Regions from separate parts of the Homo sapiens genome. Here region 2 is linked to region 1. The links are chromatin loops, found by intact Hi-C in ENCODE. Cell type or tissue: ovary. All regions are shown on one strand. Each heading gives the region's core, and the rest is flanking DNA. Links, peaks and the distances in the headings are about the cores only. Region 1 has its middle 37 kb from the start of MAGEF1. Region 2 has its middle 44 kb from the start of EPHB3.

Evidence for each region. A loop is a pair of places that touch in the nucleus more often than their neighbours do. Peaks named below come from ENCODE experiments on the same cell type or tissue, not always from the same donor. Only the 100,000 strongest peaks of a DNase experiment are listed, where the experiment ranks them.
Region 2: a loop joins it to region 1, with 1.9 times the contacts of the local background. A loop is called at or near these places in 3 of 110 quality-filtered maps.

Annotation. Positions count from the first base shown.
Region 1 is chr3:184,667,825-184,683,160 of GRCh38, reverse strand. No RefSeq gene overlaps it. Among named protein-coding and RNA genes, the nearest start is that of MAGEF1, 37 kb to the left of the region's middle. RefSeq lists enhancers at 4,003-4,508, 4,509-5,013, 9,873-10,374. In ovary, for the core only: no CTCF peak of the experiment used is centred there; no DNase peak of the experiment used is centred there; H3K27ac peaks cover 19 bases.
Region 2 is chr3:184,597,944-184,613,279 of GRCh38, reverse strand. No RefSeq gene overlaps it. Among named protein-coding and RNA genes, the nearest start is that of EPHB3, 44 kb to the right of the region's middle. RefSeq lists enhancers at 1-98, 2,988-3,489, 8,934-9,666 and a silencer at 15,225-15,336. In ovary, for the core only: a CTCF peak has its summit at 8,860; DNase peaks (open chromatin) are centred at 8,429, 8,989 and 10,219; H3K4me3 peaks cover 1,627 bases; H3K27ac peaks cover 2,051 bases.

The sequences.
Region 1 (15,336 bases), core at 4,717-7,216:
AAGGTGTCCAGGTAGGCATTCAGGAAAGTTGGTTATCATTAAAGTAGCACAAAACACATGTAAAATGCTAAAGGGACAGCATATAAAGCACAGGGTCAGAGCATTGAGGGGTGAAGGAGCAACTGGTTCTTCTGGCGCAGGAATTCTCAACCCTTGCTATGCATTAGATTACCTGGAGCCCTTTAAACTATGCTGATGCCCAGGTCCCAACCTGACCAATTAAACTCACCCTGACTCCGATTAAGAATGGAGTCCGGCTGGGCGCAGTGGCTCACGCCTGTAATCCCTTCGGGAGGCCAAGGCGGGCGCATCACCTGAGGTCGGGAGTTCGAGACAAGCCTGACCAACATGGAGAAACCATGTCTCTACTAAAAATACACAATTAGCCAGGCATAGTGGTGCATGCCTGTAATCCTGACTACTCAGAAGACTGAGGCAGGAGAATTGCTTGAACCCAGGAGGTGGAGGTTGCAGTGAGCCAAGATCACGCCATTGCACTACAGCCTGCGCAACATGAGCAAAACTTTGTCTCAAAAAAAAAAAAAAAAGAGTCCACTCACGCCTGTAATCCCAGCACTTTGGGAGGCCGAGACGAGTGGATCACCTTAAGTCAGGAGTTCAAGACCAGCCTGACCAATATGGTGAAACCCCATCTTTCTAAAAATACAAAAATTAGCTGGGCATGGTGGTGTGCACCTGTAGTCCCAGCTATTTGGGAGGCTGAGACAGGAGAATTGCTTGAACCCTGGAGGTGGAGGTTGCAGTGAGCTGAGATCGCACCACTACACTCCAGCCTGGGCAACAGAGACAGACTCCCTCTCAAAAAACAAACAAACAAACAGAAAAAGAATGGAGTCCAGGCCTGGGCATATATATATATATTTTGTTGTTGTTGTTGTTGTTTGTTTGTTGTGTTTTTTTGTTGTTTTTTAATAGAAAACTTCCCAGGTGATTTCTGGGTGCATCCAAGGAGAACCAGTGCTCTAAAAAGTGTTTTGAAATGTGATTTGGAAAGGACAAGGAAGGAAACCAACACGTATTGAGTTAACTGCTCTCTGCTAGTAGATTTCACAGCTGTTGGCTTATCTCTTTCTCCTAGTAATCATCTGAAGCAGGTACTTTTAATCCCATTTGGAACAAAAGGAAATAGAGGTTTGGAAAGGTTACATACCAAATAGCACCGAAAGGGAAATCTGCCCACAACCCAGCCCAGGTACTTTCACTGCATGGTGCTCCAGAGCAGGCTGGCTGGTAGACATTACTGCAAGCCAACATGGGAGCCACATGGGTAATTTCACACATTCTAGTAGCCACATTTAAAATGTAAAAAGAAACAGGGGAAATTCATTTTAATAATATATTCTATTTAATCAAATATATCCATATTATTTTAACATGTAATCAATATAAAAATTATAAGCATTACTAATGAGATAGTTTACATTTCTTTTTTTTTTTTTTTTTTTGAGATAGAGTCTTACTCAGGCTGGAGTGCAGTGGCATGATCTTGGCTCACTGCAACCTCTGCCTCCCAGGTGTTCAAGTGATTCTCCTGCCTCAGTCTCCCGAGTAGCTGGGATCACAGGCGCCTGCCATCATGCCCAGCTAATTTTTGTATTTTTAGTAGAGATGGGGTTTCACCATGTTGGCCAGGCTGGCCTCAAACTCCTGACCTCAGGTGATCCACCCACCTTGGCCTCCCAAAGTGCTGTGATTACAGGTGTGAGCCACCGCGCCCAGCCTACATTACTTTTTTCATGCTGAATCTTCATTATCTGGGTGTATATCTTACAGCACATCTCAATTGGGATTGGCCACAAGTGCTCCATAGTCATGGGTGGTTGGTGGCTGCCATATTGGACTGTCTAAAGGGACGGGTGACCTGGAGCATCTTGAGCAGATAATAAGAGCAGGTGGTGGGGGCTGAGGACTTTCAGGCAGTAGGGAATAACCGCGGGTTCTTGAGTGAGAGAGTATCCTGGCACAGCGCTCTCACGCTGTGGAGTTTGGAGGCTGCCAAGGAGCTAGAACAAGAAGTTCAAGGACAATGAGAGATCGAAGGAGGAAACCCCAGCAGATGACCAGCCCCACAAGTAGGACTGGGAGCCTTGGCCCTTGCCCTCACCTGAGACTGGAGGAGACCCCAGACGGGGACTGTAAGTATGAATTTACCTCCATGGGGAGGTAGGCAGGTCACCTTGGCAGGCCCTGGTTGGGAGAAGGCTGTTGAGGACCCAGGGGCTGTTTTACGGTTCCTTTGGCTCCCCATTCACGGAAGCAGACTCACACCAGATCCCTCCTGCCTGCTCCCCCCACCACTCCTGCAGCCCATAAAGGGTAATGAAGCTGAAGTTAAAACAGTCACATGAAACCCACTCATTTGAAAGGGCACCTGCTTTAAAGGCCAAATTTCCTGAGCCCAGGTTTATACATTAAGCTACAGAAAGACCTAATTAATTCAGACCCCACTCACTCTGAATTTGGGATAAATTCTGCCTCGGGCTGGTCTGAAGTCTTTCCTTTTGCACTATCTATGAAGAAATGGTTTGCTAAGCAAATAAATAGTGCAGGCCAGATTACAGAGACAGGTCTGGCTTACTTAACTGTTTTTAAGAACTTTAAAAATCACTTTAGCAGCCTCATTCCCAGAAAGTTAATGAGATCATTACAGCTGGTCCTTATCTATTTATTTCAGCATTTCAGTTTTCCAAGCACCTTTATACCCATTAGTTAATGTGACCTGGGGTGGGGAATCCTGTTATTTCTCAGCTTCCAGCAACAGACTTAGTGCCTGGCACACAGTTGGTACTTAATGTTTGCTAAATGAAGGAAGTAGGCCTGGTAAACAATACTAGTCCCATCTTACAGATGAGAAAAAATGAGGCTCAGAGAAGTTAGTTATAATATATTCTGTCCTGGCCACAATGGCTTTGGGGTGTCCCTAGAGCTAGACCAGCCACATAGCTAGTTAGTGATGATATCAGAGCTTGAACCAATGCTGGTTGCGGGTTTCTCTCCACTCTATTACATGTTACCAGGGCTGCTGCTTGACAGCAGTTTATTATCTGAGTTTGAGGAACAGTCTGTTCTTAGGGACCACAACAAAAAAGTCCCATTTTTTTTTTTTTTTTTTTTTTTTTTTGAGACGGAGTCTCGCTCTGTCGCCCAGGCTGGAGTGCAGTGGCGCGATCATCTCGGCTCACTGCAAGCTCTGTCTCCCGGATTCACGTCATTCTCCTGCCTCAGCCTCCCGAGTAGCTGGGACTACAGGGGCCCGCCACCACGCCCGGCTAATTTTTTGTATTTTTTAGTAGAGATGGGGTTTCACTGTGTTAGCCAGGATGGTCTCGATCTCCTGACCTTGTGATCCGCCTTCCAGAGTGCTGGGATTACAGGTGTGAGCCACTGCGCCCGGCCCATTTTTCTTTTGTAAATTGCATTTTCCCCAGGGAAAGGAATCACTGCGTTCTGGAATGTGTGCCTCCGCACTAATCAGCAACAATCCCCTTCTGTGCAGCACCTGACTCTGACACAGGCCTCCTGACACCCGTGGCCCTTGGGATGTCAGGGCCAGTACAGGTCACTTTCCTCCCTGGGGTGGAAGAAATGGGGGCTGCTGCAAATCTATCTGGTCCTGGCTCCTCCGGGGAGTGCTTCCCGAGGCACAGGCCTCCCAGGAAGGATGGTCTTTGTCCTCTGGGTATACCCTTCCCCCACATCAGGGGAGCAGCCTCTGTGGGCTGGGTCTTTCTTGCCACTTATGGGGGGATAGGAAGAGGCCGGTCTCTGTCTCTCTGCCCTTTGTTCTGGAGGCTTGGCTGACTTGGAACACTGCGCAGGGAAAATTCCCTGACCGTGAGATCTGCAGGCTGCAGGGTCCCTGGGGAAGGCTGGCCAGGGGCTCTTTCGAGCTGCAGCTGGAAAGAGGGGTTGGGTTTCAGCGAGCCGGGCTCGGGGACGGCAGCCCGCCTCCCTGGCGGTAAGGGAGCTGGCCCGGCGAGCCAGCTGTGCCTGACAGCTTCCTGTCGAGAGCTGAGGGCCCACATGACCGCTCCCCACTTTGTGGATTAGGGGGCGAAAGGCCCAAGAGGGAGGGAGAGCAGGAGGGGCACTCAGGTGCTCTCTGGCCCAGCTGGGGATGGGGTGAGAAGCAGAGCACCAAAACATTTTTTGTGAAATGAATTCTGCGGGCTCCCGGTCACACGGTCCAGCAAGCTGGCTCGCCCTGGAGAGGGGGTGTGGGGCTGGGGATGCGGTGAGCCTTGGCACTGACTGGGGCCATGGACTGTTTGTTTAAAGTCCCCCTCCCTGCAACCTGACTACACACATCCCCACAGTGTCTGCCAGAGAGGCAATGTGGTAGCCACAGCGCTATGTGTTGAAGAGGAGATGGGATCTGGCCGTGACGCGGGAAAGAACCCAGGCCTGGATTAAAGGGCAGTGCACGCTCTGACCACCCTGGTCTCTCCCGAACTGGACCCCCTGAGCCAAGGGCAGCTGAGGCCAGAGAACTGGGCCTCCCACTGAAGCCGTCCTGACCAGGGATGCCAGGCCTGGCCTAGAGATGCCCCGTTCTGTCCAACAAGCGTTTATTGAGCACCTACTGTATATGGAAGTGTGCACAGAGATAAGTCAAACACAGCCCTGTCTTAAGGAGATACGCTTGAGATGATAAGCTCTGAGTATGACAGGGTGCAGTGCAGGCACACAGAGAAGCTTGGCACCCCAGGGTGCAGCCTTGGGGTTCACAGAGGGCTTCCTGGAGTCAATGATGCCTCAGAGGGAGGAGGAGGCCAGCAGGGCGGTGAAGTCCCTAAGGACCCAGTTTAGCAGTGGGTTTCTGGGGACAGTTGCAGATCCCCACCTCATAGGCAGACCTGTGCACACCTGCCCTGCCATCACCACGTAAGAGTGGCCTAGAACCCCAAAGGTCTCCGGTGAGGAACAGCAAACTGGGCACAGGCCTTGCCGGGGTTTCTGGGTCAGCTGAGCTCACTTCCCCTGTCCCTGGTCCACACACCTTGAGAATGATGCAATAGATGTCAGGGAGAAGGAGGGGGTGCCGTGCAGCCCACCAGGTGTGGGCCTTCCCCTTCACTGACCTCTAAACAAGACCCCACAGCCCTGGGGCAAAAGCCCCGGGCACCGACACTTCACTAATATCTGAGCTTTTGTGCTGTTGAACACCAAGGAGCCTTGGCCTCCTCCCTGGAGGGATTTCTGGTGCAGCTATCGGCCCTGTAGGTGATTTTTGTTCCAGCTCTATCTCTATTGTTTACATAGCTCAGAGTTCCATGGAGTGAGAGAAACATGCTTTCCTTTCCACTAAAGGTGCTATGAAAAACAGCCGGTCTGTGGAGGGGCAGGAGGGAAGGCCGTGTGTGCTGTTCGGCCCCTCATTCTGACAGGCTCTTCTGGTCTCCAGAGTCCTCTCTGTCCAGGATACCTGTTTGTCACGCTCTCCCTGGAGCTGGCTCAGCTGGAGGCTCTGGGACTCGGAAGGAGCCCCCATTCTAGAACTCTCACTGGGAGTTCTGGCTCTACGAATGGAGTTGTCCCTGCATGGAGTCCTACAGGCCTGGATGCCACCAAAAGAGGGGGCAGTGGAATGCTACTCCCCCTCTAATCTGGCCACCAACTGCCACCTTATCTGCAGGCCCTGACAAGGGTGACAGAAGCTGATGCCTGGATGTCCAGCAGGCAGGACGATGGGAGAGCGGAGGGGGCAGATGGTAGAGAAGGAGGCAAAAAGCAGCCCCACTCACCCTGGGGAGGGACCGAAATCTCCTGCTTTAAAGCCAGCAGGTTCCGCCTCTGGGTATTCTCTCCAGCACCATTTTTCCTTCTTCACTACAGAGATTTTATTTCTCTCTTGCTTGGTTTGAGAACTGTCCTGATGCAGCGGGCAGATGTCTGAGTACTTGAGGGCTCCGGTGATGACTCCTCAGGGTCTCCGCCTGAAGACTTGGTTCAAAGCTCCCAGCCCTCTAGCAGACCTCACCCCTGCCTCTTACCGTTTCCTCTTTCCTTCCTCCTGCAACTTCCCCTTTCTCTGCCTGCATGCAGCCCCTGTGTCTCCAGCACATTCTCCTTTGGGTCTCCGCGTCTTTGGCACTCACGTTCTGCATGTTACTTATCCTGTCCATCGGCCAACAAGCAATGGGTCATGTCACTTTACTTCCCTGGTTTTCATGTCTATGAAATGGTAAAAGTCATGGATGGTGGTGGGTTGTCTGGTGGTCTTGAGAGTCCCTGCAAGACCTTCTACCCTAAGATTTGAAGTATTTACTTATTGATGCCCTGATGCCTGAGCGGGCATTATGGAAAAAAAAAAAAAGAGGCTGCCCAATACCAGCCTGACCAACATGGAGAAAACCCGTGTCTACTAAAAATGCAAAATTAGCTGGGCATGGTGGCACATGCCTGTAATCCCAGCTACTCAGGAGGCTGAGGCAGGAGAATCGCTTGAACCCGGGAGGTGGAGGTTGCAGTGAGCTGAGATTGCACCACTGCACTTCAGCCCGGGCAACAAGAGCGAAACTCTGTCTCAAAAAAAAAAAAAAAAAAAGAGGCTGCCCAATATGTGCACTGGGACTCTCTACCCTTCTTCATTCGAGGCCAGCCTAGGGCTGAGGAGTGATCCCTTTACAGATTCAAGCTGCCACAGGTCAAATGATAGAATGGCGTGCAGCAGGATGGGGAAGCCCAGTGGGAAACGGGGCAGCAGGATGGGCTGGAACAAGCCTTCAGCCCTACCTCTCTCCTTTGACTACTCCAAATATTCTTGACTTCTGAAAAATTCCCAAATGTTTCCGAGCCAAGAATCCCCCAAAGGAGTGGCTCAGTGTCTGGGGTTACAGAGACTTTGTTACTGCAGCAAAGCATACTACAACCCATTTACTGGTTTAATTTAATTATTTATGATAACACTTCAGAGTAAAAACTACACTTGTCAAAATAAAGGGGACTTTGTGCTGCAGTGACCCAGATTTTATTGTTGCATTACCTAATGCACCGAAACCTGGTAATCGGCACCAGATCTCCCTGCCACTTGGGCAAATCAGCACTGAATGAGGAAGGCTGAAATGGATTACTGCTTCCTGGGGGAATTATTTTCAACGATTCAAACAAAATGGCATTTTGATTTTCTTCCTCCCACTCTAGTTGCATCCCCTTTCCCCCAAATAACCTGGTTTCTACACATATATTTGACTGTTTGCCGTTACCTCTGTGCCCTTAGATCACCTCCCTTTCTTTGCACATACAGTTTCTTCTGCCTAGGATGCCTTCTCCACCACTCACTAGACAAATCATTCCTAACCATGTCGGCACAACAGATTCCCCCATGCATTTGAGAAGAAATTCAGATTTGGCCAGGCACGGTGGCTCACGCCTGTAATCCCAGTATTTTGGGAGGCTGAGGTGAGTGGATTACCTGAGGTCAGGAGTTCAAGACCAGCCTGGCCAACATGGGGAAACCCCGTCTCTACTGAAAATACAAAAATTAGCTGGGCATGATGGTGCATGCCTGTAATCCCAGCTACTTGGGAGGCTGAGACAGGAGAATCGCTTGAACCCAGGGGTCAGAGGTTGCAGTGAGCTGAGATTGTACCACTGCACTCCAGCCTGGGTGACAGAGTGAGACTCTGTCTCAAAAAATAAATAAATAAATAAAAGAAACCCCGCCTCTACTGAAAATACAAAAATTAGCTGGGCATGCTGTCGCGCGCCTGTAATCCCAGCTACTCAGGAGACTGAGGCAGAAGAATTGCTTGAACCCAGGAGGCGGAAGTTGCAGTGAGCTGAGATTGCACCACTGCACTCCAGCCTGGGCGACAGAGCAAAACTCTATCTAAAAAAAAAAAAAAAAAAGAGAGAGATAGAAATTCAGATTCCCGGGAGCCACACTGAAGAACTCCCACCGAGCTTAAATCTTGCCTCTCTATGAAGCCACCCCTGGGGTCCATGCCCTGTCCAGCACTTTCTCCTCCGTGGCTCACCAGCCCTCTGCCCTTTCCCCGACAGCTTCTACTCCTTGACCATAAGTCCTCTGAGGGCAGGGTCTTTCTCTTTTACCTCTGTATCCTCAGCAAGCATAGTGTCTGCCCACGTGGAAGTTCAATAAAAGGTGGCCGGTTGCATGTTGGGCAGTATTTTGAGGAATTAAGACTTTGCTGGAGTTATTCATACTAAGGTCAGAGCACCAACTTCTGTCCTCACCCAGACCCTGAGCCCCTCTCCTTCCCACCTGGAACCTGCAGGTCCACATTCTTCCTTGGGCAGAAATGGCCTTTTTTTTTTTTGGTTGAAAGACCTTTGAGGGTGAGAAATTCCCGGCTACACTGTGTGATGGGGCTTAGGGAGATGTGGATTCACAGCAGGGTACAATGGGCATGTAATCTGGCCTCACCATTCACAGCAAGCCTGTCAGGACCAGCTTCAGATGCTTACTCCTTATTAATGGCCCTCCCCTGAGTCCCAAGGCTAACAGGTTCTCTCAATACCCTACTGCCTCCCTCAGCTCCTGACACTCCATTATTCACAGCAGTGACCGTGGTGATGACAGCCTAGGTGACCCATGGCAAAATCTAGTGATAAGTAAGGAAGGGAAATTCACCTGTGGAAGGCCCCATCCACCCATCCATCCATCCACCCATCCATCCATCCACCCATCCATCCATCCACCCATCCATCCATCCACCCATCCATCCATCCATCCATCCACCCACCCATCCATCCACCCACCCACCCATCCATCCATCCATCCATCCACATAGTCATTTATTGCTAAGTCAGGAGGACACACACACACACACACACACACACACACACACACACACGACAAAGGAGACCTGGTCTCTGCAATTAAGGTGCTTACAATCTAGTTGGGGAGACAGATAGGAGTTACAATTCCAGTGCCCCAATCTCCATCCTCAACAACTCCATCTGTAGTAATTTCCCAGCGTTGGTGCTTTACGTTCACAAAGCACTTCCCGTCTGAGCTGGGGGTCCTCCCAAGGAGAGGAGGAGCACTCCCCAGTTTTGCCATCTCTAAAACCAAGTTGGAAAAGGTGGGCTCTGGGGTCCCTTCCTGCTCCAGTCCAGGTGGGTTTCTTTAGGAAGAACTCCTGGTACAGGAACTTCTTGGGACCCACAGTCTGCAAACTGATGGCTTCCTGGAGGTGTTTCCTAAGCAGCCAGGACTTTTCAAAGAAGACCTGATAAGCCATGAGGTCAGAGACCTTGGGGCTACTCAAACCGATTGCTGCATGCTAGAATTGCTTGAGGGCCTGAGGGGAAGAAATGGCAGTGCCTGGAACCCAACTGAATCAGTAGTTCCTAAAAGTTCCTCTGGTGACCCCAGTGTGCAGCCGGGGTTGAGAGCTGTGGACCTAACAAACTCTTCTATGCTTGAGGGGTCTGAAGCCAGGAGAGGCGTAACTTGAGTAGAGACACATGTAGAAAGTGCAAAGCTCAGAGCACAGATGCAGCACAGCTGAGGCCCTGTTTCCCATGCTGCTGGCTGCTTCTCCATGTCTTGTGAAAGCTTAGTCCTTTCTCACCCCACTTCCAAAGACGACCAGGCCCTGCTGGCCCTGGAGATCCTGCTCTGTCCCCATTCTGAGGACAGTGGCTAGAGCTGCTCCTGACCCCTTGATGTGTCCTTTCCTAATGTCCAGAGGAAGAGGGACAGGTGGGTGGCAGTTGAGGCAGGCCTGGGCCTTGAGTCCAGGGAGCGGCTTTTGCCAGAGAAGATGGTGATCATTTGATTTAAACAAACGGGGCTTGTTCCTGGAAGACGTTTGTCTGCACGGGGCAGCAGCGCCATTCATCATGGCAGCTCTGAGGCTGGGGGCAAGAAGTCAGCTTTTCAGGGCCCCGGCCCACAGGGAGGAGCTTGGGGGCTGCTCTCCCAGGACCAGCCCCGAGAAGATGTTAGGAAAGCTAATGAGCAATGGGACAGCTGCAGCTTGTTACAGAGCGCCCGGGGCCCATTGTAACTGAGACCTTTAAATATACATTGTAGTCAAATAACCAGCATCCTCCCGCCCAACTGCAGGTCCACCAGGGCCAAGCTGGTCCACGCCCGGCCCACCCAGCTCCTCCCTCCTAGCCTCATCCTTCTGTCTGAGGGAGAAAAACCACTCTCCCACCCTCTTTGACTGGAAAGGAATCGATTATGACTGCAAGAGCTGGGTGTAGCCAGGTTCTCTGACCATCCTCACTCTTACTTCCCTCTAAATGGACACAACTGTAGCTCCATCACTGCCCTTGTCACCCTACCTAAGTCCCACTGGATTTCAGAAAATCAGCATGGCACTGTGGGTCTTTGGAGAACCTCTATAGGACGTATCTCCCACCAAGTCAGAACCTCCTGAAGCCACTGACAGCCAGCCTAAAATGCCTGTTCCGTGGTCCTCCACTCATATGCCTCCTCCAAAGCCCACTTCGGAGATTACCAACTCTGTCGAGCCTTCCCCGGCTTACCAAGGCAGAGCTGGTGGCCTGTCCCCTACACTGAATAAGTGTGTGGGTCATACCTCTTAGCCCAGGTGAAGCCGGGGGCCTGTGTGAGCTCCTTGAGAACAGGGACCAGTTTATATTCCCGTCTGATCCCCAGAGGCCAGCAGGTGCATGACACCTCGAAGACCTCAGGAAATGTGTGCGAAATGGACTCCTGTACTCCATCCATCCCATCCTTAATGGACGCATCCATCCAACACGTGGTAAGTGGGCTCTGCACAAAGGGAACTCTCACCCAGCAGCACACAGTGCTGGGAGCCAGGACCCCAGGTGAGAAGCCACTGGTTGTCCTCAGGGTCATGTCTGTAGGAGAGGTATTTTAGGTCGATTTCTAGGGAAGGAATCCTGAGCAGCGATGTCTAATTTGAAAGTGGAGTAGTAGAGGCAGGAAGAGAAGGCAGGGTTATGAAGCAGAAGGTAGCACTGCTTCTCAACAGAGCATCTGCCCTCACCAGTGAGCCTCCATTTACCACTGTACTCCACTACATCCTGGGGTACTCACCTGCCACGGTGTGCCCCACTTCATCATGGGGTACCTCAGCTCCCCACACTGTACCCCACTTCATCATGGAGCACCTCAGCTCCCCACACCATACTCCATCATGGGTAGCTCAGCTTCCCACACCGTACCCTACTTCATCATGGGCCTCCTCAGCTCCCCAACCATGCCCCACTTCATCATGGGGTACCTCATCTCCCCACACTGTACCCAACTTCATCATGGGGCACCTCAGCTCCCCATACCATACTCCATCATGGGTACCTCAGCTCCCCACACTGTACCCCACTTCATCATGGAGCACCTCAGCTCCCCACACCATACTCCATCATGGGTAGCTCAGCTTCCCACACCATACCCCATTTCATCATGGGGCACCTCAGTTCCCCACACCATACTCCATCATGGGTACCTCAGCTCCCCACACCATACCCCACTTCATCATGGGGCACCTCAGCTCCCCACACCATACACCATCATGGGTACCTCAGCTCCCCACACCGTACACCATTTCATCATGGGGCACCTCAGCTCCCCACACCATACCCCACTTCATCATGGAGCGCCTCAGCTCCCCACACCATATGCCATCATGGGTACCTCAGCTCTCCACACTGTACCCCACTTCATCATGGGGCACCTCAGCTCCCCACACCATACTCCATCATGGGTACCTCAGCTCCCCACACCTTACCCTACTTCATCATGGGCCTCCTCAGCTCCCCAACCATGCCCCACTTCATCATGGGGTACCTCATCTCCCCACACTGTACCCAACTTCATCATGGGGCACCTCAGCTCCCCACACCATACTCCATCATGGGTACCTCAGCTCCCCACACTGTACCCCACTTCATCATGGGGCACCTCAGCTCCCCACACCATACGCCATCATGGGTGCCTCAGCTCCCCACACTGTACCCCACTTCATCATGGGGCACCTCAGCTCCCCACACCATGCCCCACTTCATCATGGGGTACCTCAGCTCCCCACACCATACCCCACTTCATCATGGAGCACCTCAGCTCCCCACACCATACTCCATTCATCATGGGCACCTCAGCTCCCCACACTGTTCCCCATTTCATCATGGGGCATCTCAGCTCCCCACACTGTACCCCACTTCATCATGGGGTAGCTCAGCTCCCCACAGTGTACCCCCTTCATCCCAGGGTACCTCAGCTCCCCACACCATACCCCACTTCATTATGGGGTACCTCAGCTCCCCACACCATACTCCATTCATCATGGGCACCTCCGCTCCCCACACCATTCCCCACTTCATCACGGAGTACCTCAGCTCCCCACTGTGTACCCCCTTCATCCCAGGGTACCTCAGCTGCCCACACCATACCCCACTTCATCATGGGGTAGCTCAGCTCCCCACACCATACCCCCACTTCATCATGGGGTACCTCAGCTCCCCACAGTGTACCTCCTTCATCCCAGGGTACCTCAGCTTCCCACACCATACCCCACTTCATCATGGGGTAGCTCAGCTCCCCACACCATACCCCCACTTCATCATGGGGTAGCTCAGCTCCCCACACTGTACCCCCACTTCATCATGAAGTACCTCAGCTCCCTACACCGTACCCCACTTCATCCCAGGGTCGCTCAGCTCCCCACAGTGTACCCCAATTCATCCCAGGGCCGCTCAGCTCCCCACGGTGTACCTCACTGCATTGCAGTGCCAGTCAGCATACCACCTCATACTTCAGCATAAGTGCCTGAGAGGTGCCGTGTCCGGCGTGTGGCATGCTCTGTGAGGCTGTGCCGTGGGCAGCAGAGGAGGTCTGTCTCTAAGCCTGCTGGTTGGGAGAGGAAGAGAGGAGAGATGAGGGACCTCCGAGCAAGTGGACAGTAGGAATTTCTCTGCTGCAGATAAGAGTCTTTCCCGTCACCTGTACCAGCCCCAATGATATGGGCCAGGTGTCAGACCTCACTGATGTGGACATCCCAAACCAAGTGGTTGTGCACACGCATGTATTTGTGCATGTGAGAGAGAGAGAGAATGTGTGTGTGTGTGTGTGTGTGTGTGTGTGTGTGTGTGTGTGTGTGTGTGTGAAATGACATCCCCTGAACATTGGTTAGTTTGTACAGGCATTGTGCTGGGTGTTTTATAAACATCAACACATTCCATCTTTATCAACTCCTAGGGGGATGGTATAATTGAATCCATTTTACAGGTAGGGAAACTTGAGACTTATCCAGGATCACTTAGCTTATAAATTGTGGAGCTGGAATTTGAACACTGCTTTCTCCGACTCAAAAGTCTGTTACCCCGTGTCATAGATAGCCCAAAGATCATTATCTTGCTTGTGCTGACAGTGGGGAAGGCAGCACAAATCAGATGCAGCCAGGCCTGCCGGCCTCTGGTTAAAATTGGTTACAGGCATTCTGCCCCAGGGATAATTCAGAGGAGTCGAAGTTGACCGGCTCTCCCTGTATACCAGGCTTAGTACGGAGAGGCTTCACCTCCCTAAGGCGACCAGCAGCAAGTTGACTTCTCCAGGCAGCAGGCAGACTTCCTGCACACCTCACACAGGTGTGTAGTGTCCAGGTGCCTTCCTCCCCAGCCAAACCGGGCTCCTCCCAAGCCTGGACACCAAGTCAGCCCCTTCAGCCCCTCCCCACACCCCCGTGGCCTTGACCTGCCATTGGGTTTGCAATGAAGGCCCAAGTCCAGTCCCTCCTGCCATCTTTTGCATCCCTGCTTCCTGGCCTTAGAACCCCACAGAAGCAAAGTGCATGAGGTTCAGGGTCATGCTGTCGAAGACCTCCTCTCTCTTCCCCTGGCTCCTTCAACACTTGCAACATTAGATAGTTCAGAGCACGGACTGGTCTTCTATAGCTAAGAAAACTCTGCAGAATCTAGCACAGTGCCTGGTACACAGGGCTGATGATGCATCTGTGTAAGTTGCTTATAATATAGAGGCTGTCAGCCAAGTGGCCAGGTAGGGGTTGAACTCCCCCCTCCCACAGAGATATTGTTTGCTAGCTAAGCCCTGCACCCAGGAGACTGTATCTGCCTGGGAAAGAGGTAGTGTTTGTTCTCTGATTCACGCAAAGGCGCTATGTGTATGCTGGTGCTGAAGTACTGTACCTCGTTGAACAAACGAATGGTGAATAAGTCCAACCTATTCTCTAAACCTTAGCCATAGCAGGTGGGGATAGACCTGGGCGCTTGGGCTCACTCCCGTTCCCTCCTCCACTTCTATTTCTGTATCTCCCTTTCCCATCTTCACTCTGTGCTCTGGGTAGATAGGGTTCTGTTTTTTTGAGATGGAGTTTCGCTCTTGTCGCCCAGACTGGAGTGCAGTGGCACTATCTCTGCTCACTGAAACCTCCGCCTCCTGGGTTCAAGCGATTCTCATGCCTCAGCCTCCAGAGTAGCTGGGATTACAGGCGTCCGCCATCACGCCCCATTATTTGTTGTATTTTTAGTAGAGACAGGGTTTTGCCATGTTGGTCTCGAACTCCTGACCTCAGGTGATCCACCCACCTCAGTCCCCCAAAGTGCTGGGATTACAGGCATGAACCACTGCTCTTAGCCAAAAAGTGTTCTTTACACATTTCCAAAACCATCCCTGTTGGGACACTCAGGGACGGTCCTGCCATCCAGGAAGACTTCCTTCCCCACTTCTCCCCTACTTCTCTGGGAAGTGGGGTAATTCTTTCTACTTACCTATTTATTTTTAATTTGTTTAAATTATGATTAAAGTATACATAATATACAACTGACTATCTTAGCCACTAAGTTATAGATTGTTGTGCAACCGTCATCACAATGTCTCCAGAACTTTCATTTTCCAGACTGAAACTCTGTACCTGTTCAACAATAACTTCCTATTCTTCCTTCCCTCAGTCGCTGGCAACCACCATTCTGCTGTTTCCATGAGTCTGACTGTTTTAGATACCTCATATAAATGGAATCATACAGTATTTGTCTTTTTGTGGCTGGCTTATTTCCCTTGGCGTAATGTCCTCGAGGTTCATCCACGTTGGGGCATGTGTCAGAATTCCCTTCCTTCTTACGGCTGAATAATATTCCATTGTGTATATGTGCTACATTTTGGTGATCCATTCATCTATCGATGGGTGCTTGGGTTGCGTCCACCGTTTGTCTATTGTGAATAACGCCGCTGTGAACATGGGTCTTCCCTGTTTCTTAACATCCTCTCTATCTTTTTCTTTACTTGTTCCTTCCCCTCTGACTGGAAACCCACACGATAAACAACCTCAAAGCCTAGATTTGCCAGGACAATCCCACTTTCATAATTCTTTTTTTCTGTTGTCTCTACAATCCACA
Region 2 (15,336 bases), core at 7,801-10,300, 73 kb after region 1:
GAACGAGGAAATGGGTCTGTGAATGGAAGGAGCCCCTTATGGTAACCAAACACTCCTGGTAAGTGACCCCATCCACACTCTGGGTATCAGAGGCCAAATGCAGCTGCTGGTCCCCTCCCCATTCTGGTTGCCCGGTTTGTGAGGCCTTGGGGAGCAGGTCCTGACTCGGTTTGCTACTCACAAACTGAAGACATTGGGGAGCTGGGCGCAGTGCCTCACACCTGTAATCCCAGCACTTTGGGAGGCCGAGGCGGGCAGATCACGAGGTCAGGAGATCGAGACCATCCTGGCTAACATGGTGAAACCCTGTCTCTACTAAAAATACAAAAAAAAATTAGCTGGGTATGGTGGCGGGCGCCTGTAGTCCCAGCTACTTGGGAGGCTGAGGCAGGAAAATGGCATGAACCTGGGAGGCGGAGCTTGCAGTGAGCCGAGATTGCGCCACTGCACTCCAGCCTGGGTGACAGAACAAGACTCTGTCTCAAAAAAAAAAGACTGGGGAATGGAAGGGAGCACTGAGAAAAGCTAGCACCATCTGAGAGAAAGGAAGAAAAGCAGAAACTCAAACAAGATCCAGATATTGGCCCTTCCTGAAAGCGTTCTGCACCAGGCTTTGAGACTCAAGATGAAAAACACAAAGACAAAGTTTAAGAACCATGGGCACTCTCTAAGGAGAACTGGACATTTCCACATAAGGCAACAAAATTAGGAAAAGAGAATGAAACTATCCCGATGCATAAAGCAGCTAAAAGGAACCCAGCGATTCCATGTTAGTTATGCAGAAAGCTTCCCGGAGAACTAAAATGATAACGGACAAGCCAAAGAAAGTGGAAATTAGGGCAGGTTCCGAAGGAGGGGTACACACAAAGAAATACAAAAAAAAAAAAAAAAAAAAAAAAGGCTGTGGAGATAAAATCAGAAAACTTGTTCAGAAAAGAAATGGGATATAACTTGCACAAGGCGGCAAAAGAATGAGAAAAACATTTGCTAACTATAATGGGCCAAAGAAAGGGGATAAGGGGATTGCTGGCACGTTTTTCGCTGGGGAGAGAAAGCCTATAAGCAACGACACTGAAAAAGCAGAGCCTTTTAATTTTTTCTTAGCCTAAAAAGGTCAGCTGTGATCTGAAAACTGAAAGAGGCACCATGTGGAATCACGAGCAGGCAGGAAGCCAGGGGGATAAGGAAAGAACTTGTGTATTCCCATCCACAGGCCCTGATGACTTACATGCTTAGGTACTTAAGAAATTGGCCCACATTGGAATCCAATCACTAGCTCTCACTCTGAGGGGATTTATGGAGAACTGGTGAGGGGCCTGGAGACAAGAGACCCAGGCAGCCGGTCCCTGCCTCTTTCCAAACCTGGGGGAAAGCAGATGCCTCTGCAAGTGCTGGGCCTATCCACCAAACTGCTATAATAGAAAACTACTGGGACACGTCGTCAAAAAATCAATCTGCAAACACTAGGTCATAAGGAATTAGGTAATAACCAGCACTGCTTTCCAAAGAATACATTCTGTCAGAGTAATCCAATTTCCTTCTAGGACAGAATGTTGGGCCTGGTAAATCAAGAACGGCAAGAGACACATAATCTTCCTCAACTTCAAGAGCAAGGCATTTCATTTCATCTTCCAAGAGAAGTCTCAAAAGAGAAACTGGAGAAATGGGGTCTATAGTTGGCCTTTCTGGGGTTGGGCAAATGAAAAGAGGTTGAAGGGTTAGCCCAAATGGCAGTTCTTTATGTTATAGGTAGCATGGATGGATTCGAATGGACAGAGGTTGGGGTGGGTGGGGTACTGTGCTGGCGGTGGTTAGACGTGTCAGGGGAGGTAAGAGGGGCAGTGGTGGTAGAAATGGTGGTGATAATTGTCATGAAGGTAGTGATACTGGTGGAGGTGGTGATGATGGCAGAGAGGGCAGTTGTTGGATGAAGATGCCGGTAGTGATACTGGCGGAGGTAGTTGGTGATGGTAGTAAAGATGGAAGCAGTGGTTATGGTGGAGGCGGCAGGGGCGGTGCATAGTGATGACGGTGGAGCTGGAGGTGATGGTTGAGGTGGAGATGATGGTGATAGAGATGCTGATGGTGGCGGGTGTGGAGGTGGTGATAATAGTGGAGACAGAGAGGGTGGTTGAGATGAAGATAGCGATGGTAGAGATGGAAACAGTGATGGTGGTAGAAACGGAAATGTGACAATGGTGGTGGTCGGTGGTGGTCATGGCAGCAGCAAGCAAACCCAGGCTAGCGATGGTAAATCTGGGCTTCACAGCCCTCCTGCCTGGCATCTGTGATGGCCGCTCACACTAGCCTGTTCTTTCCATGTCTTAGCTGAGAGAAGCGGGTACAAGATTTTGGGCCCAGCCTCGTTCTGGTGGTCACTATCCAGTTAGTCCTGGGGCAGTGAGCCCCTCTCTGCCCACACAGGATGACTAGATATGGGCCCTGAGAGGCCTGTGTGAGGGGAGACTTTTCTCTAGACCCAAAGGGGTGGGCCCAACCTGAGAGTCCCCCACAGCCAAGAAGAGAAGGCTCCTGGGGCTTGGTGGAGGCAGGCTGTCTGCCTAAGCCTGGAAGCTTCCTCCCCTGTTAACTGAAGGCTATCAGAGCCCCGCCCCAACCCCCAAGAACTAGGGGGCTGGGAAGGGTGAGCTAAAGACCTCCCTCCAACTTGGCTTCCGTCAGGATGTGGCTGTTTCCTTGAGTGAAAATCAGATGAAAACGCCCCCCAGGTCTGTGGGCCTCAGTAGCCTTGGGGGCAGGAGAGACGGTGGGTTGCAGAGCCTGTGTTAGGCTTCATGGAGTGGGTGGTGGAAGAGGGGGTTGCCAACATGGGCTGGACCCCCCGAAACATTCCTGAGGCTGGGAGCTCAGCTCCAGATGGAAAAACATCTTGCCTACCTCCTTGTTCTCAGCAGGGCCCCCAGCTGGCTGTGTGATCTTGACGAGGCCCTTGAGCCAATTCAGCCTCCTGACATTCCCCTAAATCCTAAAGAGTTGGCTGAGATGATCTCTCAGGTCCTTTGGCTACAGGTCCAGTTCCCTAAATACACATCACACCCTGACTCTCCCCACAAGCCTGTCGCAGCCGGTCCGCTTCACCCACCCTCTCTGCCTGGAGGGCTGGCCTCCTTGCCTGCTGTGGCCCCATCTCAAGGCCTAGCTCAAAGCCAGTTCTGCTGCAAAGCCCCACTGCACCCAGCAGGCAGAAGTGACCTCTTCCTCTGCTGGACCCCCATAGCCTTTATCTCCCCTCTGCCTTGAATTGTCAGACAGAAGGGTGCCACGTTTGGCACCTTCACCAGCTTGGCCTTGTTCATCTCCTACCCCTAGCAGCAGCCAGCACAGGCCTGACAGAGAGGACGCTGCAAAGTGGAAAAGAGTGAGTGAATTTTCAAGTGGAGAAACTGAGGCACCAGTGGTCAAGTGACCAAGGCTAGAACCCAGATCTCTGGGTCCCCAGCACCTTGGCAACCATGGCACTGGGGCTGAAAAGGCTCACACCCATCTAGTTCTTGCGAAGTGTCTCCCAAACCCGTGTAATGAGCAAACCTCTTGAAAGGAAAAGCAATTCTCACAGATCCCATCTGTGAATTCCCAGAAGTTCACAGACCCATACTGGAGCAACGCCAACGTAAGGAACTGAAGTTCTAGTCTATGAAAATGTTTAACTGCAAAGAGTTCTGTCTTTATAACTGCTAAAATATTTTAACATCATTGAAATTTACATCCAAAATTTAAAACTCTTCAGAGCACTTAGGAACTCTGAAAGTAGATACCCTAGTTTGAGAAACACTGTCCTGGCTGAGAAACTAATTCACAGGAAGGTGTGAATGACTGATACATCCTTTTCACCATGTTGCTAGGTCCAAGGGCAATTTGCACTTTTACATATACCCTTAGAAAGAGCAATGCGTCCAGTATGGGCAACATGGCGAGACCTTTCTACAAAAAATTTACAAATTAGCCAGGTATGGTAGTGCATGCCTGTAATCCCAGCTACTCCAGAGGCTGAGGTAGGAGGATTGCTTAAGCCCAGGAGTTCAAGGCTACAATGAGCTATGATAGCACCACTGCATTCCACCCTCAGTGACAGGGTGAGACCCTGTCTCAAAAATTAAAAAAAGAAAGACAGCCAGGTGCGGTGGCTCACACCGGTAATCCCAGCACTTTGGGAGGCTGAGGCAGGTGGATCACGAGGGCAGGAGATTGAGATCATCCTGGCCAACATAGTGAAACCCCATCTCTACTAAAAATACAAAAAAATTAGCCAGGCGTGGTGGCATGTGCCTGTAGTCCCAGCTACTCAGGAGGCTGAGGCAGGAGGATCGCTTGAACCCGGGAGGCAGAGGTTGCAATGAGCCGAGATTGTGCCACTGCACTCCAGCCGGGGTGACAAAGTGAGACTCCATCTCAAAAAAAAAAAAAAGAGGGAGAGAGAGAAAAAAAGAAAGAAAGAAAGATAGAAGGAAAGAAAGAGACGATGCTTAATTTAACAGGTAACGCATATAAGGTGAAATGGCAGTCCTTCTTGGGTCAGCCTGTAGGGTGACTTGGGGGTCTTCAAAAACAGCTCTTTCCAGGATACCAACTCATGCTTTTCTTAAGCTGGAGGTGGATATGGAGCGGATGGGGGTGGAGAGAGGTTCTAGGTTCCAGTAACAAAAGGGATGGCTTCCCCAGACTTCCCTCCCAAACTGCCACTCTGCTTCCCAGTCAGCCCTGCTGATAGAGGGGAGATGGTCTCTCCACAGCACTGCATACAGCCCACTGTTCCCCCTTGCCCCCACTTTCCCCCACCACACAGTGCACAGATGCTCCCTCCAGGCTGCCCTGACACACACTCATCTCTACAGGAAAGAGGTATTTTTGGGGGGATGACTGTTCTGTGATTGTGTGATTTCCTTTCTCATGTTGCAAAAGATCCTGTAGTGATATGCAAGGGGCAGGGGCTTTTGATTCATAGAGATCTGAGTGCAAAGTCTGGCTCAACTTCTTTTTATGTGGGTGATCTTAGCCAAGGTGCTCAGCCTGTCTGAACCTCACTTTTCTCACCTATAAATTTAGGGTAGCACCTTCTATTTCAAGCCTTGTAAGCATTAGAAACAAAGAATTGAATGTTCTTGGTCCACTCTTAATTAATGGCAGTGGTAATTCTACTGGCTAAGGAAGGCTGTGAAAAGCCACATGTGAGGTGGTTAGAAGTGTGGATTCTCAAGACCCTGGCCTGGGTCTGAATCCCCGCTTGGCCACTTTCTAGCTGTGTGACCTTGGGTAGCAACTTAAGCCTATGCCTCCATGTCCTCATCTATGAAATGGGGATCATAATTACAGTTATCTCACATAATTGTTAAAAGGATAAAGTCACTCAAAATATTGAAACACTTAAAGCAGTATCTAGGCCGGATGCAATGGCTCACTCCTGCAATCCCAGCATTTTGGGAGGCCGAGGCAGGCAAATTGCCTGAGCTCAGGAGTTTGCCACCAGCCTGGGCAACACGGTGAAACCCCGTCTTTACTAAAATACAAAAAATTAGCTGGGGGTGGTGGCGTGCGCCTGTAGTCCCAGCTACTCAGGAGGCTGAGGCAAGACAATTGCTTGAACCCAGGAGGCAGAGGTTGCAGTGTGGGGAGATTGCGCCACTGCACTCCAGCCTGGGTGACAGAGCGAGACTCTGTCTGAAAAAAACAAAACAAAACAAAAAACAAAAAACAAAAAAAAGCAGTGTCTAATAGTCTAATACAGTAAAGGCTCAAAAATATGAGTCATGTTATTATCATCAATAGGCTGGGGTGGATATGCCTATGGGACGGGGGAAGTGCGGCCACAACTGCCCAGTCCCACCTTTGCTAAGCTTAGTTTGGCATCCCGTTCCCTCCCATCTGCCACCTCCTCAAACTACTGACCTTCCTGTTTTCATTTAGTACCCAGGGCCAGCCTGCCCCACCATGGTGACCCTCTTCTTCCCTGGTTCTTTCAGAAAGCTGAACCCATTCCTCTGCCCTCCCTGAAAACTGCCATCTTCTGTCCCATGCAGCCTGTTAGCTTGTCCCTGCAGCCCATGGGGAGTGGGCATCACTCAGTGTCTGGCTGACTGCCATGAGACTCTAGGTAGCCAGCCGTCACCCCGAGCTACTGGGGTCGTGCGATCCTCCTTGGAGTATAAGAATGTGCACCGAGAAAGGAATTCGGGTGCCTCCGTTATCTACAGAGTAAGTTCCTCCTCAGAGCTGCCCTAAATCGCTGCTACTTGTCTTGGGCTCTTCTTCGCTTCTTCACAATGCTTTCTTCAGCTAGTGGACCTTTGGCAGAGCTGTAGAGACTCAGGGTAATACAAATGAAAACAAAAGTGAAAAACTCTTTTTCATTCAGTAGATTGCCCCCCACCCCAAACTTATCTATATGGAGAGAGAAAGAGACAGAGAGAATACCCAGTAGTAGCGAGGGTGTCAGTGGGTGGGCACACTCATAGTTTAATGGAGGCAGTGGAAACTGATAGAGCATCTTTGGAGAGAAGTCTAGTACTATCTATAAGAATTTAAAACAAGCATACCATTAACCCATTGATGTCATTTTTAAGAATCTATCCTCTAGAAGCACTTGTGTCATTACAAAGATATTCTCACAAGGATGTTCAGTGGGCATTACCTGTAATTCCAAGACTGGAGACAACACAAATGTTCAGTGGTAGAGGAATAGATAAATAAGAAATGAAATATTTATGCAAAGGAGTAGTACACAACTTAAAAACAATAGGCCTATATATATAAGCGTGGAAATATTAAGAGAAAAATAGCATGTTGCAGAATAAAATATATGGTTTGATCTCATTTGGCTTGGTGGTGGCACAGCCTACCATTTCCCCCTCTCCTCTCAGCTGGGTTGGGGGCTTCCTGCTAAGTTCAAGCTGGCTCAGGGCAGCCTGTACTCAGTTGAGAATGCCCAGCCCCTTCCTTCCAGCCAAACGGGTCAGTGCTCCCAGGATGGCCACACCCAGGGAGGGAAGGACTGCCAAGGCCCCAGGGTCAGGACTCTTGCCCAGAGGACCCCACAGGAAGCAGCCTCATTTTGGGAGCAGACAGACCTGGGTTCAAACCATTCTTTCATCTCATTATCACTAGCTGAATGATCTTGGGCAAGGTTCTTTACTGCTCCGACCCTCAGTTTCTCTATCTGTAAAATGGAAATAACACAGACCACACTGGGTGGTGAGAATTCAGTGAGACCATGAATCCCAAGTCAATCTCAGTAAGCGCCTTCCCTTTCCCATGAGCTCAAAGGTTTCTATTACTTTGCTTTCAAATTCCTGTAACCCACCCTCAGTGGCAGCCCTGCTCATCAGCCCTTTCTGTCCAACCTACCCTACTCCTGCTTGAGTCTCCATGGTGGATTCTTCCAGATGCACTCTTTTTTTTTTTTTTTGAGATGTAGTCTCACTCTGTCGCCCAGGCTGGAGTGCAGTGGCATGATCTCGGCTCACTGTAACCTCCGCCTCCTGGGTTCAAGCAATTCTCCTGCCTCAGCCTCCCAAGTAGCTCGCACTATAGGTGTGCGCCACCATGCCTGGCTAATTTTTGTATTTTTAATAGAGATGGGGTTTCTCCACGTTGGCCAGGCTGGTCTCTAACTCCTGACTTCAGGTGATCTGCCCGCCTCGGCCTCCCAAAGTGCTGGGATTACAGGCATGAGCTACTGTGCCCAGCCCAAATCTGCTCTTGGTTCTTTAGTCTGTGAAGAACACCGAGGCCTCCTCCAATACTGAGCTGAGTTGAGTAAGGCCAATGGAGGGTGTTCCCTCCCTTCAAAATACCCTGAATTTCACCCTTCTTTCTTCGTCTCCTCTTCCACCACTTCCTCCTCTCCCCTTCCTCCTCCCCACTTCCAACCTGTCTCCTACTTCTTCCAACCTGCACCCTGCCTGGCTCCCACCCACTAGGCCTTCTTCAGGACTTGACTCAATCAGTCATCTCCCTTTTCTCTCCTTGGCATCTTCAACCCACCCTCCCCTCCACCCCAACTCTATGATTAAGCTCAAGTCGGTCCCACCATAGAATACCCACTCCTCTACACTACTCCCCATCCACCTCCCATTTTCTTTTACAGCGGAGCACCTCCTGACACTCCGTCCAACAATCGGAGGACCTCTGTTCGACCTCCCTCTACTGCCCACTCTCCACCTCTGGGCAACAGTGAAGACAGTCGCAGGCCCTTGACAGTGTGCACCCGGCTCTCCTAGGACTCTGTCCCGCGACGCACACCTCCCACAATTCTGTCCCCTTTCCATCCTCCAAGAGCCACCCGAGGGCTGGCTTTCCATCTTTTTGCTGACAGAGTGACTGAGCTTGGGAAGAAACTTGACCGTGTTCTCTCTTTTTCAGAGGAGGAAACTGAAGCTCCTACACGTCCCTAAGTAACTTCCCCAAGGCCACACAGCGGGTGAGCAGGAGAGCAAGAGTTGTCTTTTATCCAGGAATCAAGTGCTTCCGGAAGTTTCCCGCTCTCCGGAACTTCTTCCCTTCCACTCCACACTTTCTCAGCCTCCAGAAAAGCCCAGCCAGGTGCATATTAGCATAAAAACGTCCCGTCCCTAATTAGTAGCTATTTCCTCTTGGGTGGGTCAGAGCCCTCGGCCTGGGTCTCTGCCTTTAGCCCAGCCTCCCCACACTCTCCGCCCAGGGCCCGGGAGTCTCCGAGCACCTTCCCCAAGAGGGGGCGGGAGGCGCCCCCCAGGCCAGACCCCCCACCCACCCTCGCCCGGCCCCGCCGGGACGCGCCCCTCCGGCCCCAATCCCCGCTGCCTAGAGCACGCAGCGCGCGCCTCCGGAGCGTGGGAGGGTTTGATTGACCTTGGCAAGGGGCGGCAGCGCTCTCAAAGGCCTCGGCCCCTCGCGGTCGCCCCGGCGCGGGGGCTCCGGTTTCTGCAGCCACCATCTCGGTTTCTCGCCCAGCCAGGGCTCGGGGGAGGGGTGCTGGGATCGGCCCTGTCCGACCCCCGGCAGCAGCGCTGGGCTGCGGGAGACGAGATCTGATGAAAATGTCTCGGGGCTGTCCACCCTGTACCGTCAGCAAGCCCGGAGCACTGGGAGCCAGGGCTGGGAGGCGACGCGGGGCGGGGGCGCTGCAGCAGCAGCGAGGCCTCGGCACCGTCCTCCGCTCCCCGCGGCCCCCCTTCCGCCTGCACCGAGGGTCAGGCCGGCTCGGAGTGGGAGGGTGGAGCCCACCGACCTCTGCCTCTCAGAAAGAGTGGCCGCTGTGCCCTCCGTGGCCCAGGTCCGACTACTGAACGTTTCCAAGCCACCTACCTTGCTTCTACCCCTTACCCGCTGGGAGAAACCCCCACTTCCCCAAAGCTCTAGAGGCGAGACCCTGGGTTCCTAGTCCGCTTTGTGGTCCTTGGACAATTGCTTCCCCGTTTCCCCAAGTGTAAAACAGGACGTCAGGACCCTTTTCGTTTGGTTGTTGTGAGGATTCACAAAGCACCCGCCGCAGTGAGCCCAGGGTCCCACCCAGCATCAACCAAAGGTTTCAGGAGCTCTAGGATCGCCTTCCCCCTCAACCCATTGTTTGCAAATGTTGCCTATGTTTGCGTTTTTCTGCGAAAAGCCTTCACCCTTAGATAAGAGGGGTCAGCAATGGTGCGAGAGCTTCAAGTGTATTTGGAGGAGAAGGAGGTAGAATTTTGGAACACAGCTGTATCCTGGAAAAATCAGAGTCCAAGATTTTCCCCAGGAAAACAAAAAGTAAATGCCTTAATGAAAGAACACAATGTTTCAATATTGTTTAATAACGATTATTATGCCCATTTTATAGATGACAGAACTGAGGCTCAAATGACTCCCTGGAGATGGCAGAACTGTTTAAACCATGGAGTTAGTAGTTGAATCCAGCTCCTTTCATTCCAAACTGTGTGCTCTTTGCTGCTCTGCGCTGCCCTTGGACATGACTATTTTGTGCTATTTATAGTTTCTGAGCTTATCACTTTTTTCTTAATATTGGTGAATTTTTTTAAGGGACTCCAGCCTGTTCTAACTGCGCTCAGGGAGGATAAAGAGGAAAGTGTGTCTCTGCACTTGTGCCGGGCTTCAAAATACCAGGCACGGGGTGTTGGGGGAGTTGGGGATGGGTGGAGTGGCAGGGAAGGAGCCTCCAGGGAAGGCGAGGTTCCACCAGCTGGAGTGGAGGGTTCTAGGGAAGCCCCTGGGGATCTCCTCTGGCTCTAGCCATGGAGAGCCTTAAACACAGCTCTCCCACACCTCCCACACCCAGGATCCGGAGTCAGCCCTGCAGTGCCCAGCCACAGGCCTGCCCAACTCAGCGGGAAAGGATGCTTGGTCCGGAGGTGGCCCAGCAATAGGTCTGCTCCCCTGGGGGTATTTGCCTGGCAGCCAGGGTAGGACACACCTCTGGGAGGACAGACAGGCATTCAGAGGTTGAGACAGGGAGAGACAAAGGTGGGGAGGAAGCACTAGAATGAGAGGGATAGACAGGAACACAGAGAGGGAACAAGGGAGCTATTCAGAGAGTCAGAAAGAGAGGGGAGGCCGCCAGGGAGAGAGAAAAGACAGAGAAAGAGGGGCGAAAAGAGAGACAGGCAGGCAAGGGGGTGGTGGGCAAGAAGGGGAGGAGAGCAGGGGGAGAGAGAGGGAGGAGTGAGAAAGCTGGGCAGGAACAAGAGACAAAACAGAGATGAAGAAGAAACGGGAGAAAGGGGAGAGGGAGAGGTAAAAAAGAGAAGTGGAGAGGAGCAGAAAGGAGGAAGAGTAGAAAATGGGGGAGAGGGAGAGGAGAGAAGCCCAGGGGCAGGAAAGCAGAGGCAGCGCCAAGAGCTGGAGAGAGGGAAAGAGTGAGGGGCGACGAGGAGGACCGAGGGGCAACAAGGAGGATCGAGGGGCGGTGGGTGGGACCGTGTGCTAAGCCTTTTCTTTCTCCTTTTTGGGGTGGGCGGCGGATCTCCGCAGAGATAACCCAGTCAAGCCCCCTGCCCCCCGTCCCAGCGAGGGGCCGCAGCTGTATAAATACCGGGGGTGGGGGAGCTGGGCTGCCGCCCAGGGGTCAGCGACACCGGAGAAGGCTTTGCTGTCATTAGCTAATTGAGCCCCAGATGTTAAGAAAAGGTTACGTCCTCCTCCGGAGAGTTTTTCTTTTTAAACACTTTACACAGATTCCCCGGCCAAAATGGCCAGGAGGGGCCCGCCGCCCCCAGCCTCCCCTCCCGCCCCGCCCGCGGGCCCCAGCCCCGGGGCTCCCCGAAGCCGCCAGCCGCGGCTGCTGCCCCTGTAATCCAAGTGGCCTGCCCGGAGGTGCGGCCGCCAGGAGCGGCGGGGACCACCGGCGGCGGAGCCGGCCCCCGGCCCGGGCGGCAGACTGGGAGGTCAGCCCGGAGGGAGGGCGTTGGGGAGCGGGGTACCCCGGGGAGGGGGGCTCTCAGGCTCTTAATCCCCCTGAAGGTTGCAGATCAAAGGTGCTTGTACGAGGCCGAGGCGGGGCGGGTGGGTCGGGGGCCGGCTCGGGCCGCAGCCTTCCCCTTGCTCTGCGGGCTGGGGCTCCCGGGCCAAGGACCCCAGACCGACAGCCCTCGGGAGGTGGCTCCGGCTGCGGCGAGGACTGTGGGCCTCTCTGGCTCGGGTTCGCCTGCGGGAAGGTGGCCAAGGCGCCCCCACGGGCCTTCGTGGAACTTCCCCCTACCCGGGTCGAGGGAAGGGTGTAGGTGCCTGCCTCCCCCCACCCCAGAACAGAACGCTACAGTGCCAGGCACTTGACAGATATTCTTTCATTTAATCCTCACTGCGATCTAATGGGTTTTTAAAAAATTGTTATTATTATTAGCTCATAAACGAGGAAACAGGTTTCTAAGAGGTTAAAGCCGCTTGCCCAAGGACATACACCGCTAGAAAGTGACAGAGCTAGCATTCTACCAGGCTCAAAGCCCCGCCCTTCCCACCTGGCTACCCCCGCAGCCCCTCCACTCTTTCCTCTTCTCTCCCACCCTCTTCGTCTGTCCTCTCAGGCTCCTTCAGTTCCACAAGAACAACCCACCCACCTGTGGCCCTGGCGAGTGAGGCGGGGGTGGGGGGAGCAGGGCAGTGCCAAGGGTGCGGCCCATGTGGCAATAGCTACAGGCTAAATGTGAGGGATGGGGCTGGGCAAGCATGTGCCTGGGTTGAATCTGTGCTGAAAGAATGTTCGTATTCCCCCTCCCCAGAGGTGGGGCTCCCTGCTCAGAATAGAACCGAGCAAGTCAGAGCTAGAAGGGGCCTTCAAGACTGTGGGATCCAACCCTGTCTTTGAGATGAGGAAGCTGAGACAGGGAGAGGTAATGAGTCCTGCCCAAAGTCACACAGCCAGTTGGTGAGAGCAGGAATGAGAGGTCAGGTGATCAGTGAGTGCCTGTGTGGTGCCGGGCACTGGGATAGCTGCCACACTGCAAAGTGGGCACTATCTTCTCCATTCTAGAGATGTGGAAACTGAGGCTTAGAGAAGCTAAGTGTGCCCAGGGTCTCTCAGGTAGAAAGTGGAAGAGCTGGTTTTGAACCCAGATCTTTCTGACTCCAAAACGCCTTCCCTTTCCACCATCCCAAGAACACTGGGCTAAGGAGTAGAGATTGGTTGAGAGAGGGTCATGCACTGAACAACTCTAGAGACAGGAGGGAAAGGGGATGCAGGCTGAGGAGCATTCCATTCTGCAACCTGAGTAATCAGGTCCCTTCTCCACGGCCTCCTCGCTAAAATGGCCTAAATACTGAGGTCCTTCCAGAATCCCCTCTTGAGAGTATTGGTGGGAGGGGAGAAAGTGCTCTTCTGGGTTGCAAAAGTCTCCTGGGGTGGTGGCTCTTCTGGGTTGCAAAAGTCTGGAGATACAAGAGAGGGCTTCATCCACAGGCTTCCTCTGATTCCTGACCTGCAGGAGGCCACGGTTCAGCTCCAGGCAGGTGAAGGGGCCTTACAGCTTAGCTCCTTCATGCCAGAACCATACCTGGCTTCCCAGGGGCCACCAAGAGTGCAGTGTCCCTCCTCCCTGTCCCTATTGGATATGCCCTACCAGCCCGGCTCCATCCACAGACTCCTGAAGCTTCATCCTCATATTCCTCCCGCTTCGTAGTCCTGTCTACCTCTTCTTAGCTTCCTGCTGACTCCATTACACTCATTTATCCATAAGTGCATTCAACACAATTTATCAGGGGCCTGTACTATGTGTCAACACTGTGCCAGGCACTGGGGATACAGCTGAAAGCCAACTGTCCTTTTCGAGCTTGCAGCCCTGGGAGAGGGCAGAATTAACCAAGAAAATATGTGTGTAAGTGTCTAATAACAAATTGGTAAGCAGTGTGAAGGAAAGTACCCAGTGCTTTGAGAAGTTACATCAGTAAGGACACTGTGTGTATGGGATGATTATTGAGACTACAGAGGCTAAACATTACTATTACTAATAATTACCCAAAGAATGGGGCCAAGGCACCCCACTTGCAATCGTGCCCACACGCCATCTGTGATTCCATAGTGGATCTTCAGCCTTCCCCCAACGGTGGACTGCCCAGTCTGTCCTGGAGGGCCCAGCTGATATGGGCGAAAGTGGGGTGATCTGATGGTGGCCTCAATGCCAACAGTCCCCTCCATTTCCTGGGGCAGAGTTTGGGCTGGCCTGGTCCAGAGGTGGTAAGGAGGCCGAGGGAGAGGTTGTTCACCCAGGTAGCAGAACAGGGCCCAGGCTTGGGACTAGGAGGACTGGGTGCTGGGAGGGGGTGCAGCTAGAATGGGGGAAGGTGTCGTGCGCTCACCTTATGGGTATTTGGCATTGTCACTCAAGGAAAAATTACTCCCTGCTCTGCTTCCAACCAGATCCTCCCATCCACCCTCACACTGACACACATGCACTCTCTCTGGCCCTTGAGACAGGCCTGCCCAGTATGGTGAGCAGACCTTAGCGTGGGAATCAAACAGCCTTGGGCCTAAGTCCCACTCCAGCCAGTTCCTGACTGTGTGACCTCAGGCAAGGCTCCTGGTATCCCTGAGCCTCCTGTTCCTTTGTGTTCTTTGAGATGACATTAGCCTGTCATCTCCATGTGTGGCTGTAAGCATTCAATGAATCCTGGATAGAAAGCACCAAATACAGTACCTGGCCCATGGCTGGCCATTAATAAATGACAGCTGACACTCTGATTATATAACAGGATAATTAATATATAATGGTAATAAAAGAAACCTCATTCATGCCCTCTGGGCTCCCACCTGGTTCCCGAGCCTCTCTGGGAGGTCACTTCCACAGCCGACCTCTTGTGAAAGGGAGTTTTACAGATCTGTGAAAAATGTCTGGGCAGCCCCAGAACCTGTTGCGATAAAGGCAGGAGAGTCTGGGAGCCCCCCGTGTGTGCTGCTGGGCGTGCGGACAACGCCTCCTGATTTTGAACCCAAGGCCCTCTGAGCACAAGGCTAACATCTGTCCCACCATACTGGGTAGGGCCTGCTCCAGCTCTACAGTTTTCATAGGCTGGAGGTCTGGGCTAGAGAGGACTGGCCTAGCTGGGTCTTCTCAGCCAGCCAGGCACAGTCACAGCCACCACCACTGCTGCCGGTTCAGCCGCTGCAGGGCACAGAGCACACCTGGAACCCATTAGGCCCGGCCAGGAGCTTGTTCCCTCTCAGCATAAATAGAGTGAGTGGAGTTTGTTTTGACTACTTTAAATTGTGCAGATTTTAGAGCCTGAGAATTGGAACCCCCCAATGCCCTGATGGACAAACAGACCAAGAGACAGAGGGCTGAGGCAGCAGGAAGAGCCGAGTCCCGGCTAGTTCCTTGTCACCTTCCCTGCTTAGCTGGGCGTCTGGTCATGATCATCGCAGCCACTCTTCGTGGAGTGTGTGCTGCGCGCATGATGCTTGCTCGTGGGCCTTATCTTCCCAGCAACTATGCAAGGTAGAAATTACGGTCACTGACTTCCAGATGAGGAGGGGCAAGGACTTGCCCAAGGTCATTTGGCCTGTAAGTGGCAGGTCTGGATTCCATACCAGACGTGCCTGATGCCAAGGCCAGTGGGGGTCTTTCCAAGGGACCACCAAAGTGGGGTGGGGGAAAGAGCTCTGGGTCACTGTCAGAAACACAAGGCACACAGAGCTGATGTTGCTCAGACCCCGACCCCAGCCCAGAGGACGGGAGTCAACGTCTGTGCTGGGCTCCTTCTCAACCAAGTTGCCAGCGCCTGACCCCAACCGCCCCAGGCAGTGATGCCCCCCAGGTCAGGGTCAGGTTGACCTTGGCAGGAGGGAGAGCCTGCGGGCCCTGGGCGGCTGCCAAGACCTCTTGAAATGAAAGGGAACCTTGTCCTGTCCCACACAGGGCTCAT